2 separate regions of the Homo sapiens genome follow, and region 1 is linked to region 2. A link is an interaction called in ENCODE POLR2A ChIA-PET data of the cell type or tissue named here. Cell type or tissue: PC-3. All regions are shown on one strand. Each heading gives the region's core, and the rest is flanking DNA. Links, peaks and the distances in the headings are about the cores only.

The links. Peaks named below come from ENCODE experiments on the same cell type or tissue, not always from the same donor. Only the 100,000 strongest peaks of a DNase experiment are listed, where the experiment ranks them.
Region 1: POLR2A ChIA-PET joins it to region 2 with 5 read pairs; 2 of 35 experiments call an interaction of 5 or more read pairs at or near these places.

What each region holds. Positions count from the first base shown.
Region 1 is chr6:56,992,195-57,000,085 of GRCh38, reverse strand. BEND6 (BEN domain containing 6) reads right to left here. Exons shown (of 7, transcript NM_152731.3): 3 at 7,531-7,708. Among named protein-coding and RNA genes, the nearest start is that of BEND6, 41 kb to the right of the region's middle. In PC-3, for the core only: a CTCF peak has its summit at 4,538; no DNase peak of the experiment used is centred there.
Region 2 is chr6:56,801,346-56,809,236 of GRCh38, reverse strand. The region is part of intron 4 of DST (dystonin); the gene reads left to right. Among named protein-coding and RNA genes, the nearest start is that of DST-AS1, 39 kb to the left of the region's middle. In PC-3, for the core only: no CTCF peak of the experiment used is centred there; a DNase peak (open chromatin) is centred at 4,026; H3K27ac peaks cover 1,739 bases.

The DNA of each region.
Region 1 (7,891 bases), core at 1,269-5,268, 190 kb before region 2:
AGCTGTTGGGTACACCTCCCAGACGGGGCGGCCGGGCAGAGGCACTCCTCACTTCCCAGATGGGGCAGCAGGGCAGAGGCGCTCCTCACATCCCAGACGATGGGTGGCCAGGCAGAGGCGCTCCTCACCTCCCAGACGGGGCAGCCAGGCAGAGGGGCTCGCTTCCTAGACGGGGCGGCTGGGCAGAGGCGCTCCTCACATCCCAGACAATGGGCGGCCAGGTCTATGCACTTCTGTTGGCAGGTTTTATATCGGGCCATGCAGTTTGACCTACAGACTAGTACATGGCACTTATAGGTAAGAGCTGGCTGCAACCAAAGTGGCTGGGTATAGACTTGATCCTTGTTTTACTGAGAGAAGTTCTCTGTGGTCTCAGTCAATGGGCTGATTGGTGGAGTACACAGTGGTCTGTGCTCTCTGCTTAGCTGCAGGGGAAGGAGGGACCAAAATGGGCAGGGCTGGATGGACAGGTCCACCTTCAGGTCTCCTGATAGCAGGCACAAGCATCAGCACTGATGGGGAATCCAGTGGGTGGCCACCAAGCGCCCAGAGGTGTGCCTAGTTGTGGAGCTGGGAAATCTCCTTGGCCCCAAGCTCTTTGCACAGGCATGAGGAACGTGGCCTAAACTAATCCAGGAAAGTGAGTGCAATAGATGCTTGGAGATCTGCTTGAATGTGGAGCAGTGAGGATCCCCCTGCACCTGGTTCTCTGCACAAGAAGGGTGGGGCAGCTCAGGCTGCTGAACCAGCTGAGCAAGTGCTCCAAATGCCTGGAGATCTGCCTGGGCATGAAGCAGAGATGGCCTCCATGCCATCACTGTACAGAATCTCCATGAATCTCTGTACAGAAAGGGTGGGGTGAATCAAGCTCCTGATCCACATGAGCAAGTGCTCTGAATACCTGGAGATCTGCCTGGGCATGGAGTGGAGAGAGTCCCACTGCACCAAGATTTATGCCCAAGAAGGGTGGGGAGCAACTCAGGCTGCTGAACCAGGTGAGTGGGTGCTCCTAATGCCTGGACACCTGCCTGGGTCCTGTGAGTGAAGCAGAGAGGAAACTGCTGCACCATGGCTTCAGCAGAGTGGGCTGATGAACCCAGCAATTTTCTCGCCCATTTTTAAACAGAATTATTTGATTTTTTGCTATTGGGTTGTTTGAGTTCCCTATATTTTCTGGATATTAACCCCATGTCAGATGCAGAGTTTGCAAACATTTTCTCCATTTCAGAGGTTGTCTCTTCACTCTGTTGATTGTTTCCTTTGTTGTGTAGAAGCTTTTTGGTTTGATGTGATTCTATTTGCCTTTTTCTTTCTTTCCTTCTTTTTTTTTTTTGCTTTTGTTGCCTATGCTCTTGGGGTCTTATTAAAAAAAAATCCTTTCCCAGACCAATGTCATGAAGCATTTCCCAATGTTTTCTTCTAGAAGTTCCATAGTTTCTGGTCTTAATCCATTTTCAGTTGATTTTTTTGGAGTCTAAAAACATTGATTTTTCATTCTTTACTAAAATCTCATTACTTACAAGAGTCAAGTTTTTGGCTGATGCTTTGTTTTTCCTAGGTGTACACATGATAAATACTGACAATTTAATACCTTTCTATACAACAGATATATCACTTATTTTCTTTCACATCCTATTGTGCTGGTCAGTTGTAGTGCACAAGATATGTATTAAATACTTAACACACACACACATAGCACACACACGTTTGCCATCCTGAATTTCTAGAATAGCATATTCATTCTGCCATTTTTCTTAGTTAGCAGGCTTTACAAACACAGAAACAGCCCTGATTCTTAAAGAGTTAGGAACATTATTGCAAACAAAGTAAATAATCAGCATATAGTCTTCCCTTAGACCCCTTTCTTAATAGTATTATACAAGAGATTTCAACTTTCTGTTATCTTCCTAGTTCCCAACTGCAGCTTTACAAGAAGGCCTGCTATAAACATGCCGTTAACATTGTAAACCACTCCCTCTCCCTCAAAACGTAATCTTTTTTTGCAGCCTCTATTTTTTCCATAGCACCTTTCACCATTCAACATATTATATAATTTAGTGAATTATCTTTTGTATGTTTTTTAACTATCCAGATGCCTCTTGCCGCCCCCCACCCCCACACACACGCTCCGTGAAAGCAGGAATCTTTGTTTTGTTCATTGAGTTTTCTCGGTATTTAGAATAGTCCCTTTCACATAGTAGGGACTTTATAAATATTTACTAAATGAATAAATGGGCCAGGCGCGGTAGCTCATGCCTGTAATCCCAGCACTTTTGGAGGCCGAGGTGGGTGGATCACGAGGTCAGGAGATCAAGACCATCCTGGCTAATGCGTGAAACCTCGTCTCTACTAAAAATACAAAAAATTAGCCAGGCGTGGTGGCAGGCACCTGTAGTCCCAGCTACTCAGGAGGCTGAGGCAGGAGAATGGCGTGAACCTGGGAGGCGGAGCTTGCAGTGAGCCGAGATTGCGCCACTGCACTGCAGTCTGGGCGACAGAGTGAGATTCCGTCTCAAAAAATAAATAAATAAAATGAATAAATGCAGAAATGAACACTGCAGTGGCAGTAGGCAGTTCCTGACTTCTGTTGCCAGAAGTCTAGTCAATTGCCAACTTTACTACTTCGTTTCTAGGGTTAAATTCTAGTGTGTGTGTATGTGGTGGGGAGATGGGGAGATGGACAATATTAAATACATAATAGATTACACAGAGTTGCAAGTGCCAAAAAGGAAACAAAACAGGGGAGGAGAATAAAAACTGGGAGAAGAAAGGTTGAAATTTTAGATGGGAGGAAGGTCACGGAAAAGATGAATTAGCAGTGAAGATCTGAAAGAAATGGGGGTTCAAGGCATATGGATAACTGGAAGAAGAACATTCTAGGCAGAGGTGATGGAAAGCACAAAGACACTAAAGACAAGATCATGCCTGATGTCTTCGGAGGGAAAGTAAGTGGTCCAGTGTGTCTGGATCACAGAGAAGGAGAGGATGAAGAGTAGAAAAGAAGGCAAGAGAAGTAAGTGGAGGGGAGGTGGCCAGATCATGTAAGGAGCCAAAGATCATAAAAAGACTTTAGTTTTTATACTGAGTGAGGTACAAATCCACTGGAGAGTTTTAAGCACAGGAGGACAGGAACTGATTAACATTTAACAGAATCATTCTCACTGCTGGGTTGAGAATAGACCTCATAGGAACAAGAACAGAAGTAGGGATGCAAGTTACAATGCCACCTTAATTATATAGATGAGAGGTAATGGTGGCTAGGACCAGAGTAGCAGCAGTAGGAGTGGTAAAAGGGATTGAGTTTCAGAAATATTTTGAAGGCAAAGCTAGTGGGATTTGCTAATGGACTGAGTGTGGGGTGTAAAATAAATACAGAAATAGAAGATAACATGAAGATAACATCATAGTTTCTGGTTTAAGGAACTTGAACAATGAAGTTAACATTAGCTAAGATGAGGAAGAAAGAAACAGGTTGAAGGAGGTGAGGAATGTGGTTTGAAACATGTTAGCCTATCAGTCATGTTAAGCATGCAGTTAGACAATGAGTTAGAGAGGCCCAGGCAGGAAATAGAACTCTGACAATCATAGCTCATTGATTTTTGTGTGTTTTTTTTTGTTTTTGTTTTTGTTTGTTTGTTTTTGACAGAGTCTCGCTATGTCACTCAGGCTGGAGTGCAGTGGTGTAATCTCAGCTCACTGCCACCTCAACCTCCTGGGTTCAAGCAATTCTCGTGCCTCAGCCTCCCGGGTAGCTGGGACCATAGGCACGCAACACCATGCCTGGCTAATTTTTGTATTTTGAGTAGAGATGGAGTTTTGTCACGTTGCCCAGGTTGGTCTCAAACTCCTGGTCTCAAGTGATCCACCCGCTTTGGCCTCCCAAAGAGCTGGATTACAGGTGTGAGCCACTGTGCCCAGCCTCATTGATGGATATTTACACCATATTATTGGAGACGGTCATCTAGAGAATGAATGCAGATAGAAAAGAAAAAAGTCCTAGTACTGAGCCAGGGGACTCATAAAATATTTAGAGGATGAGACAATGAATCAGCTAAATGGAATAAGATGGAAAGACCAGCAATATAGGAGGAAGGCTGGTGATTTTGGTATCCTGGAAAGCAGCAAAGGACCTTTTTCAAGGATGGAGAGTTGTCCAAATGTGTCAAAATGCTGGTAACAGGGCACTTAAGATGACAAGTGATAAATGACTATTGTGGTTAGCAATGCAGAATATCATGATTGAACTGTGTCCCCCAAAAAGATGTGTCGGAAGACTAACCCCTATTACCTCAGAATGTGACCTTATTTGGACATAGGGTTTTTACAGATGTAATCGAGTTGAAATGAGGTCATTAGGGTGGGCCCTAATATAATGCGACTGGTGTTCTTATAAAAAGGGAGAGGTTTAGACACAGAGAGAGAAGCACACAAGAACATCCTGTGAAGATTGGGGTTATGCTGACTTATCCAAGGAACAATCAGAAGCTAGGAGAGAAACCTGAACAGATTATTCCTAGCACCTGCAGGGGGAGTATGGCCCTGCTGACACCTTGATTTTGTAATTCCAAACTCCAGACAGGTGACAGAATAAATTTCTGTGGTTTAAGCCACCTAGTTTGTGGTACTTTGTCACTGCAGCCCTAGCTAGCTAATACATGGAGATGACTGATGATCATGAGATGAGAAATTACAATGAAATTAAAGGATCTAATTGGAGTGGGATCCAGAAAGAATAACAGGGAGGAAACTGAATAGAGTGTGTATAGTCAAGAGTTTTGAGGAGTTTTTCCATAAGAGGAAGGAGAAAAATAGAAGGTAGAGAAGCAAATGGTCTGAAAGTGAGGTTTTTGTTTTTTTTTTTTTAAATGGGAGAAATAATAGTATGTTTGATACTAATGGGAATGATTCATTAGAGAAGGAAAACTTGATCTTGCAGGAGACAGGGCAGAATCTCTGGAGCAATATACTGATTACAAAAAAGGGGATGGGATCTGGTGCACTGAAGGAGATTGAGACTCACAAGGATAGGTTATTCATAAATAATAGGAAGTAAAGGGGGCACAGAAGCACAGGTGCAGGGAGATGGCAGTGGCTTCCTATCCTTCCACCTCTCAGAGAAGTAAGAAGTAAAGCCATCAACTGAGAATTAAGAAGACTTGGAATTGGCAGAAAGAGAAGAAAATGAAATGGCAATTTGGAGCGTGGGAGAGAGAAGAAACTGGTCATAGTAAGTGATTATTTTTATATGCTATTGAAGCTGATTGGCACTCTTTATTTAAAATTTTCTCTTCTATATTTATAATGAAATTTAGCCTACAGTTTTTTGGGGGATGGATTATGTGTCAGGTGTCAATAAAAATGTATAATAACAATAATAACTACCATTACTGAGTTCTTCTTTTGTGCCAGGTACTAGGTAAAGCATTTCTACTAATTAGCTCATTGAATTCTCATAGCAACAAGGAAATCATATATTGCCTTCCTCTGCTTTTTGGATGAGGAAACCTTAGTGGGGGATAAGGGCACAGTGAAATAATATGGCCAAAGTTTTACAGCAAAGTCGGGCTTCACACCAAGGTCTACAGCTCCAAGATTAATGCCTTTTTTTTTTTTTTTTTTTTTTTTTTTGAGATGGAGTCTCGCTCTGTCGCCCAGGCTGGAGTGCAGGGGCACGATCTCGGCTCACTGCAAGCTCCGCCTCCCAGGTTCATGCCATTCTCCTGCCTCAGCCTTCCAGTAGCTGGGACTACAGGTGCCCGCCACCACGCCTGGCTAATTTTTTCTATTTTTAGTAGAGACGGGGTTTCACAGTGTTAGCCAGGATGGTCTTGATCTCCTGACCTCTTGATCCACCCACCTCGGCCTCCCAAAGTGCTGGAATTACAGGCGTGAGCCACTGCGCCCGGCCAAGATTAATGCTTTTAACTAGCAATTCATGCTAATTTTATAAACTAGCTTTTCATCCTATGCTAAGTTCTGGAAGAGATTATATAAAAATGGGTATTATGTATTCTTTGGAAATCACAAAAAACTAGTCAAAAGAAAACATCAGTTTTAAAAACATAATATGTAAAATGAAGAAATAAGGCCAGGTACGGTGGCTCACACCTGTAATCCCAGCACTTTGGGAGGCCAAAGCAGGAGGATGGCTTGAGGCCAGGAGTTCAAAACCAGCCTGGGTAACACAGTGTGACCCCCATCTCTATGAAAAATTTAAAAAATTAGTCGGGTGTGGTGGTGCATGCCAAAAGTCCTAGCTACTCAGGAGGCTGAGGCAGGAGGGTTGCTTAGGCTTAGGAGTTTGAGGTTGCAGTAAGCTATGATCTCACCACTGCACTCCATCCTGGGCAACAGAGCAAGACCCTGTTTCTACAAAACAAACAAATAAAAAAATGAAGTGAAGAAATAAAGAGGTAATGCCTTGTCAATTGAATAACATCTTTCTACTTACATGTGGCTATTTCTACTTAAAAGTATGAAGCCTTTAATTTAACAAATATTCTTAGGAAAGGATGTGAATCATTACTCTCAACCTCATTCATCACTGTGTTCTATCTGTCTCTTATTACTATTCTGTCTCCAAATGCATTGTGAACCCCTCTATTTTCATAAGCCATTGTTCTAGGGTAGGTTGCTACCATGTGAGACTGGACAATTGTATGGCCTTTCTGGTGGTTCTGCCTCACTTTCTTGTACCACTTGTACTCATTCTGTACACAGCAACTGGAAGGACTTATTTTCAAAATGTTCTGTGTATTTACTGTTTTACAACTGAGTGCTGCCAACATAGTATCCTTATTATAAAATATTCAGCTGTATAAAAAATATATAGTGCTTAACTACAAATGGAAAGCATAATTTTTGAAAAAATAAACACATGAACATCACATAGGATCCTACAAAAAGGCATTAAGCCAAGTAGTTTTTAATTTGCTTATGCTGTCTTTCTCCTTTTTTCATTTTTTTTCCAGCCACTGGAGTATTTTGTGATGATCTTTCTTCTTTATATGTTTCCAGTGGAATGCTATTATTTTTATTATTTTCCCAAGACACTCTTCCCAACAGAAAAAAATGAAAATGTACTATATGGACTCTAATTCCAGTGATTTCATGAAGAATCACAATAAGCTCCATTTTCTAGAGATTTCCCTAGCAGACAGGGGTGACCTAAGTACATCATGAGTAACTTATCATATTTGCTCTGTCTTAATAATCTTTTGTCTCTAGGGCTTAGCACTGTGAGTCGTGTATATTAAATGCTCAATAAATAATCTCTTAAAAACTATTAAATGAATATAATATTTAGTATTTTGTAGGAGAATCTAAAAATTTTCAAGCCATAAGCTAGATCCTTCAATAGAGTGCTTTTGTATTTAAATTATATAATCAGTGATTTTTTCTAAAACTGTGATTTTTTGAGCTCCCAGAGGTGTGGATTTTCTTCTTCATTCTTGACAGCTAATTTGCAATACTTTCCACTGATCATATACTTTCCCTTTTATCTAAAATGTCAATTTTCTCAAAGTTTACCTTGAAGCATGACCAAAGACTGTCGAAGTCGGCTGTTTTCTTTCCGGGTGTTTGTTAGTTTTTCTTTCAGGCTTTTTATTTTGGCGCACAATTCTTCCTTTGACAATTCTGCTAAAGGCTCTTCATCCTCACTGGAGCTTTCACCAGGCAGAAAGGCATTTCCCGAATATGGGTCTCTCTAAAATAGAAGGCAGGCACAATAAAAGAAGCCTCATAGCATCTTTAATGGTTTATCTCTGGTTAACCATTGCATGTTGTTGGGACTACAAATTTCTTGTTCTCACAGGCACTTCCTGCTGCTGATCTAGCCCCAGCTTTGTCCTCCAGCAGGCAGAGGAACTCAAAATAAGGGCAGGACAAA
Region 2 (7,891 bases), core at 2,181-6,180:
GACTTTGGAGTGGGAGACAGAGAAAGAATTTGGGGTGCGGTAGTATCTTGGAGGCTTAAGGGAGAGCACCAAGAAGCAGATCACAGGGCAGAAGAGGGATGAGTGCCTTTCAAGAGAAGGTGGGGAGGTTTGAGAGGAGTGAGTCAATAGTGTAGAGTCCTCACACAATCCTGCCTCCCAGCTGTTCCCTTTGCCATCAGATGCTGAGTGATTTGACATTACAGATGACCATGGAGGGCAGTGTGGGTGATGAGGAAGGCTGCACCGCACTGTGGGATTCACATTAGGCAGTCCAATATAAACCAGACTTACACCAGACTCATGCAACAAATTTGCCCACTAGCCATTATTCACAAATTACTGAAGTTATCACTGACTGATAAACACAGAATACCAGCAGGTGGGAGGAAATGTTGTCTAGTTTCTATTATTAGCTTGTGCTCCATCTGCTGATTATAAAAGTTTCACTGGTTCATTTATTTTAACCTCTCAATTGAATCTTACTGCAGGAAAACAAATTGTAGAATACATCTTACTAGTTGTGGGAAATCAAATTTAATTTGAATAGCAAAAAGTAAATAGAATGATATTTTATGCTGAATCTAAGTAGCCACATCCGTAGTCTTCTTTATTAAAGGAATGTTGGGTTAGCTCAATTGTGGATAATTTTATTATTTTCATTTAGGAAACAATTACAACATATTAGATAAATGGTAAATCATTTTTTACCCTTTCTTCTCCATGATTTAAAAAATAAGAATGGAAAACATGAATTTTACATTTTTTTCCCACTGCATTAAGTTTTATTATTACTGTGGTTTGTTTTTATTTCAAACTTTTCATGTTTCATGTCTCTCAACGCTTTTTGTCCTCAAACTTTATTGCTGGAGTATTTAATAGCAAATATAAACGATTCCTATAGACTTTTGTATTTTTGAGAAAAAAGTAGCAGCACGGACAATCTCAGTTGGTTTTTTTTTTTTAAACAAAGTACTGTTTTTCAAAAGAAACTATAACAAACAGTTGTGGACTTTGTTAGGGCTTGGGTAGGTGGGCCAGAAGTCATGGGGTGTTACTTGGATGACGTCATAGCTCAGGGTCTGGTTCTTAGCCCAGGGAGACTCACCCTTTCTAGGTAAACAAACTCCAAGGTGCCTGATGTTTAAACCAGAACTTGTTTATTAACGTATAGTGAAAAGAATTCAACAGCCAAGTGGTTTGGACATTCATGTTGGATAGAAGACTAGTACATTTTTTTCTATCAGAAAATCTGTATGAGAAGCCATAGTATGCCTGGAATTGGAAGTAATAGGAATTATGTTTTGACCAGCAAAAAATTTTTATTGGGATGAAGTCCAGCCTACCAATTTTTTTCTTTTGTGGTTCATGCTTTTGATGACATGTCTAAGAAGTTGTTGCCTAACTCAAGATTATAAAGATATGCAGCTACATTTTTTTCTAGAAGTTTTATAGTTTTGTCCCTTACATTTAGGACTGTGGTCTGTTTTGAATTAACTTTTGTGTATGATGCTAGGTAATATGCTAGTTACGTATGAATGTCTAGTTTTTCCAGCACTATTTGTTGAAAAAACTGTCCTTTCTTCCGTTGAATTAACTTGGCACCTCTGGGAAGAATCTGTTGACCCTATATTGCTAGGTCTGTCTGGACCCTGTTCAGTTCCATTGACCCGTGTGTTTAATTTTATGCCATTACCACACCATCTTGATGATGATAGCTTTAAATGTTGCAATCAGGTAATGTGAGTCCCAGTTTGTCCTTTTACGTAATTGTTTTGGCTAGTCTGTTCCTTTATATTTCCATGTAAATTTTTAAATCAGTTTATCAGTTTCTATAAAAATGTTTGCCATGATTTTGATTGTAATTGTGTTGAGTCTAAAGATCAGTTGGGAGGCTGGATGCAGTGGCTCACACCTGTAATCACAACACTTTGGGAAGCCAAGGTGGGTGGATCGCTTGAGCCCAGGAGTTCAAGACCAATCTGGACAACATGGCAAAACCCTGTCTCTACAAAAAACACACACCTCTAGTCCAGGCTACTTGGGAGGCTGACATGGGGGGACTGCTTGAGCCTGGGAAGCGGAGGTTGCAGTGAGCTGAGATTGTGCCACTGCACTCCAGCCTGGGGGACAGAGCGAGACCCTGTCTCAAAAAAAAGGTCAGTGGGGAGAAATTCACAAGTATCAATATTGAGTCATTTGATCTATGAACGTAGTATATATTTAGATCTCCTTTAATTTCTCTCAGCCATCTTTATAGGTATATAGAGCTATAGGTATATTATATAGACTCATATCTGGGTTCAAATCATGGCTCTGTCACTTATGGAGTGACCTTGGTCAAGTTTCTTAGCTTCTGTGAGCGTCATCTTCCTTGTCTATAAAATAGGGATAATATGTCATTGGTTTTGTCTAAGGGTTAAGTGAATTGATGTATGTTAAAGGCCTAATGTTATGCCTGGCAAAAAGTTTACTGCACAATACAAGTTGTTGTCATTATTATCATCATTGTCATCTTTACCATCAAGTAATGATGGCCTGTTGGATCCACCTCTGCCAAATAGTTATTCTTGCCCAGCAACCAGATGGTTAGTAGCAGCTGCTCAGGGCTCCCTTTATGGTCAGCATGGCTGATGAACACTGCCACACGCTTGCTTTTAGGGCCTCTCTTTTCTCTACTCCACACTACCATTCATTCTCCAGCTGTAGCTGTTTACACATTCTTCCTTTGGATTATGTTAATACCATTGATTAGGCCACAGCTTTCCTTGCATTTAGTCCAGTCTTCCTTTGATTTTCCAATATTGCTTTCTGCTTTTGCTTGGAAGATTTTGCTCTTTTTGTATGTCACTGTCTTAATCTCTCCTACTATGTGTTTATGGGTTTAATTTTCAGAGTTTGGGGCTAGCTCACTATCACCCCATTTTCCACTGGAGTATTTTGTAGATTGGGCAATAACTTAACTAGAATAACATACTTTAAGTGTTTGCACAGAATATATATTTTTAAATTTTGCCTCATTTATGGGAAAGTGGGGGAGAAAATGATATTTTTTATTTAAAACTTTTTAGAAGATGAGATGTGAAAATAATTTGATAGTGACTAAATCAACTGGTTGTTACACTGTTATTCTCAGTCTTATGAATTCAGAAAGTCCACTGTTTTGAAATCAGAACCTTGTCACTTACCCCCATCCTAATGAGGTTTGCATGTCAGCACTGTCAGGGTCCTTCAGGGAAATGCAAAGCAATTTCTTACGGGGAGATTTGGGATATCTGTGTCTATGTGATGTCTACATTTTTGTACAGTCATGATTTAACTTCAGAAAGAGTCTGTATTTGGGACTAAATATTCTATTCCTTTCTGAATCATCAAATAATCATTACATTGTATTCAGTATTGGTTTTAGAACAAAATATGCCACTTCCCAACTGTTTAAATCTGGGCAAAGTGTGTATCCCATCTGTGTATCAGTTTCCTTTTCTCTGAAATGGGAATGATACTAGTACCTGCCTGTTTTGAGGATTAATTTAAGTTACACTCTTAGAATGGTGCCAGTAGGCACATGGTAGATAATAAATGTTAGCAGCTTATTGTAGTTCTTTGAAAAGTGACATCCCATGCTTGTCTTATTCAATAAAAATCATTTAACCAAATTGATAGTTTAACCAGTTGTTTTGCTCTTTAATCATTCTGCTTAACTAGGAAATACTGAAGGTGTTTTTTTTTGTTTGTTTTTAATGTGAATCTGTTCGTTTTTACTTAAGAGCTGGTATAACTACTGTAGTAGTTCAGGGATAGTATTTTGACTCCATGGTGATATTAACTTCAAATTTCAGTTAATAGTAAGTTCAGTTTTATTTTTTAAGATAACATGGAAATTTTGTCTTCCAATAGTGAATGTGATTTTCCAAAGACCTTGTATTTTACCTTGTTTCTATATAAACTAACTCAGTCATAAGGAAGGTATTTGATTTGCTGACACCCACATAGGAAATCAAAACTCTTGGCTGCCTCGTTTGTTTCCCCAGTCCCAGATGATTCAGTTTCTTTAGAAACTGCATGATGCACATGATTTATGAATTATTTATCAACTTAGCTTGAGAACTCTGTCAGTTGTTTAGACCTTGTTTTACAGACAAAAGTAATCTGAGTAATTTTAATGAATAAATGATGATTTGTAGAATATATATTTATTTAAATGTTTAAAATTAAATATAAAATTAAAAATATGGAAATGATCTTTATATAATCAGAACACTCACAATTTTGTACCCTAAATGAAATTTAATGAAAAATTTAGAATTAAAAGGGATATAATTTTTACATCTTGTAAAGTGAGTTCAAAATTAGTTAAGCAACCTCAGCTTGAAATGACAGCTTGAAATGACACTATAGTAGCAAAACTTGCTGATTCTACTTTTTATGAATCAGTAATGGGCGAGAAGTGTTCTTGTATGTAAGGGATTACTGATAATTATTATCAACAGAATAAAGGCTTACTCTAACAAGATCTGGGGAGGATTATAGTTTGGCTTAATACAGTTATGTTCATTTCCTCTGTGCATATGTATTTAATGGAACTTCTTTAGCGTGGTCGTTAGAGCATTGTCTCTTCTATGATGTGGCCTTAAAAAATGTACTATTGCAGTGGAATTTTAGGTAAACCTGTATTGAGCCTCAGCAGATTTTAATTGTCAAAAGAGGCTAAGATATATTAAGATTTCTTTGGAGCAAGCAATATAATATTTCTTGTTATTTCTTTCTCTTTAAATCAGTATATAGTATCAATAGTAAATTTTAGTAATACCAAAACAGTTATCTCTGTGAAACTAGGGTCATAATTACCTTAAATTTTTTTTTAACATTTATTTTTAATCTTACTTAACGACAGCTTTTCCTAGAACTGTATTTCAGAGGCATTGCAATAACCTGGTTTTCAGAATTTGGAAATTGTGTAAATCCTTCTCATTGCAGAGTCACAGATGATCTCTCTGATTACCATGCATTCAATCCTTACGGTAAAAATCTAATTGTGGTTGGAGCCCTTGGGATGTTTTACTACTTAATTATGCAATATATACACCTTAGTGTATCCTGTGTCTTGGTAGTTTGATTTTGTAAATGAAATCTATGATTTAAACAGTATATTCAAATTTACGCAGTAAAGATAGCCAGCTAAATTGTAACAATTTGGAAGACTGAATTTGGTCATATGTTTGGTATTGAGGACTTTAGATTCAGTGAAATGGGGTGGTGACCCTTGACCTTTGTTCTTTGCTTTCATTTATGTGATGGGAAAGCTGCCTTCATTTCTAACACAAATCTTCCCTTCACTTCAAATCTCCCATTTTTGGAGATTGGGTTACAAAGAAATTGTATCTGTGCTTTTCAGATTTTTCCATGAACTACAGAAATTCCTGTGGCACTGCTCCCTAGGGAGTTGTTCTAAGCTTTAACAGAAGGCATCTTAGAATAATGTAAAAGGTCGGGGTTACCACAGTATTAAAGTATTTGAACTCTTGGTCTGTCAGGATGGGAGTTGACTTTGTTGGCCAGCCTGGTCTGCCTGTAAGATTCATATCAGGGGTTGTACGAGTTGGAAAAGCATCTCCTCATATCTTTTTTATTGAAAGGGAGCTCTGCCTCTGGCAGTGCAGAAAATGATTGCGTGAAAAGTTTGATAATTATATCAAAAGAAAATGGTGGTAGTTAGGTTAAATGGAAGATGCTTGTACTCACATGGTCCCATTAAAGGCTATTCTATTGTTTTTTTTCATATTTTGCAGTCTCCTTAACATTTAAGAAACTGAAGGTGTATTTAATCAATAGTGTCACTATGATAGATATTAAGAAAGAAAAAAACAACGCCGATGGAAAACTAAGCAAAGTTACCAAGTAAGATTGCAGCATAAATTTTAAAAGTGATTTCCCAAGGAATAGGCTATATCCAGACACTTGGCTAATATTATTGCCCTTGTTCTACAGTTAATGGTAGGTACGCTGTAGTATTTTAGGAGCACAGGGTTTTACAGTTTTGGTTCTGCCAGTTAACCTAAGATTGACTTTCCTCACCTGCAAAATATGGATAACATCCACTTCCCTGATTTTTGTGAGAATCAAATGGGATGATTTATGTAAAGCATTTAGCTCAATGCTTAACACATTAAAAACAGCCCCCAAATGGCAGCTATTATTGCAGATTTTCATCTCAGCTACAGTATTTTGGATTATTTGTCAGTACTGTACTATCTTTTAATGTATGATATTCTTTCTGTGTTCTGGGCCTTCTTAAAGTATAATGATTTCCCTTTTCTCGAATTGAATTTGACCTTTTCAAAAGTCTGGAATTTACTGAAGACAAAGAATTATCCAGTGCTTTATGAATGGGGATGTTTATATTGGTTTGGCTGGCTTCCAGGTGGCAAACAACATTCAAAAGCAGACATAAATTTTTCCCTTCCAAGAGGCCACATGGTGCTCCTTTCCTGCATCAGGCTCCCATGGATATCAATGGGTGTAATGTGTGTAAAGCAAGGGAAAGGTCTTGCTACTAAAAAGTAGGGCACTGTGCTATATCAGATAAATTAGTACGTTCCCATGAGCTCATGCTTTGTCCTAAAAGATGTCTTTGTCTTAATGTCCTGTTAGAGTCTAGCTGGCAGTTAGGAGTCAATATTTGATATAATTCTCAGTGGTTGAATCCTACTAGGATGTTCATAGTTTGTGTATATATGTATATATATATACATGTATAAAACTAGTAGTATTAAAGCCCAAACAAAAATATTTATTAAAATCTTACATGCTACACTTTGTTAAAGTGTTATTGGCTGAGTTTCCCGTTACCAAATTTAAAAGGTTGACTTACATTTTTTCCCTAAGAGTTTTAAGAAAAGTGGTACTTAAATTCATAGAGCTAAGAAAATTGTTGCTCATTGTCCATGGATATCAGAAAATATAATTTTGATTGTTTATAGAATTATAAAAATTTTAATAGGGTACTCATATTGTTAATTCCATGTCATCATTCTGCTAATAATGCTCAGATTATTCCTTAAATATAAAAATTAAATAGATGAATGAAAAAACAAAAAATAGAAATGGTAGTAGATATTAAGGAATTAGAAATTGGCTTTAGTTTCTCTCTTAATAATTATTATGTGGACGGCTGGGTGTGGTGGCTCACGCCTGTAATCCCAGCACTTTGGGAGGCTGAGGTGGGCCAATCACCTGAGGTCAGGCATTCAAGACCAGCCTGGCCAACATGTCCAAACCCCTCCTGTACTAAAAATACAAAAATTAGCCAGGTGTGGTGGCACATGCCTGTAATCCCAGCTCCTCGGGAGGCTGAGTCAGGAGAATCGCTTGAACCCGGGAGGTGGAGGTTGCAGTGAGCTGAGATCATACCATCGCGCTCCGGCCTGGGTGACAGAGCAAGACTCCATCTCAAAAAAAAAAAAAAAAAAAATTATTGTGTGACTTGTATTAGTAAGATTAGAACATTAAATACATTTTATATTATCACTTCTTTAGACTTACATTGTGATTTTTTTCCTTGGGGCTTCTCAAACATTATATGTAAGTCCTTTATGAACATGTCGAGTCTTTGGGTTCTCCATGTAGTTATAAAGATGAAGTTACATATTTGGCGGGTTGGGGTGGGGAAGAGAATTTTAATTCTCTCTGGACATTTTATAAGAGAAGACATTTTAGATCCTTGACTAGCTTGTGAATAATATGTATTAAGCAAATATACACTCCCAGTATGAAAACAGTTTATAGGGCCTTTTCATATTATTATCTTATTAGATATTCTCAGATAGCGGTATTTCCTCATTCTACAGCAAACAGACCTGAGAATCAGAGAAGT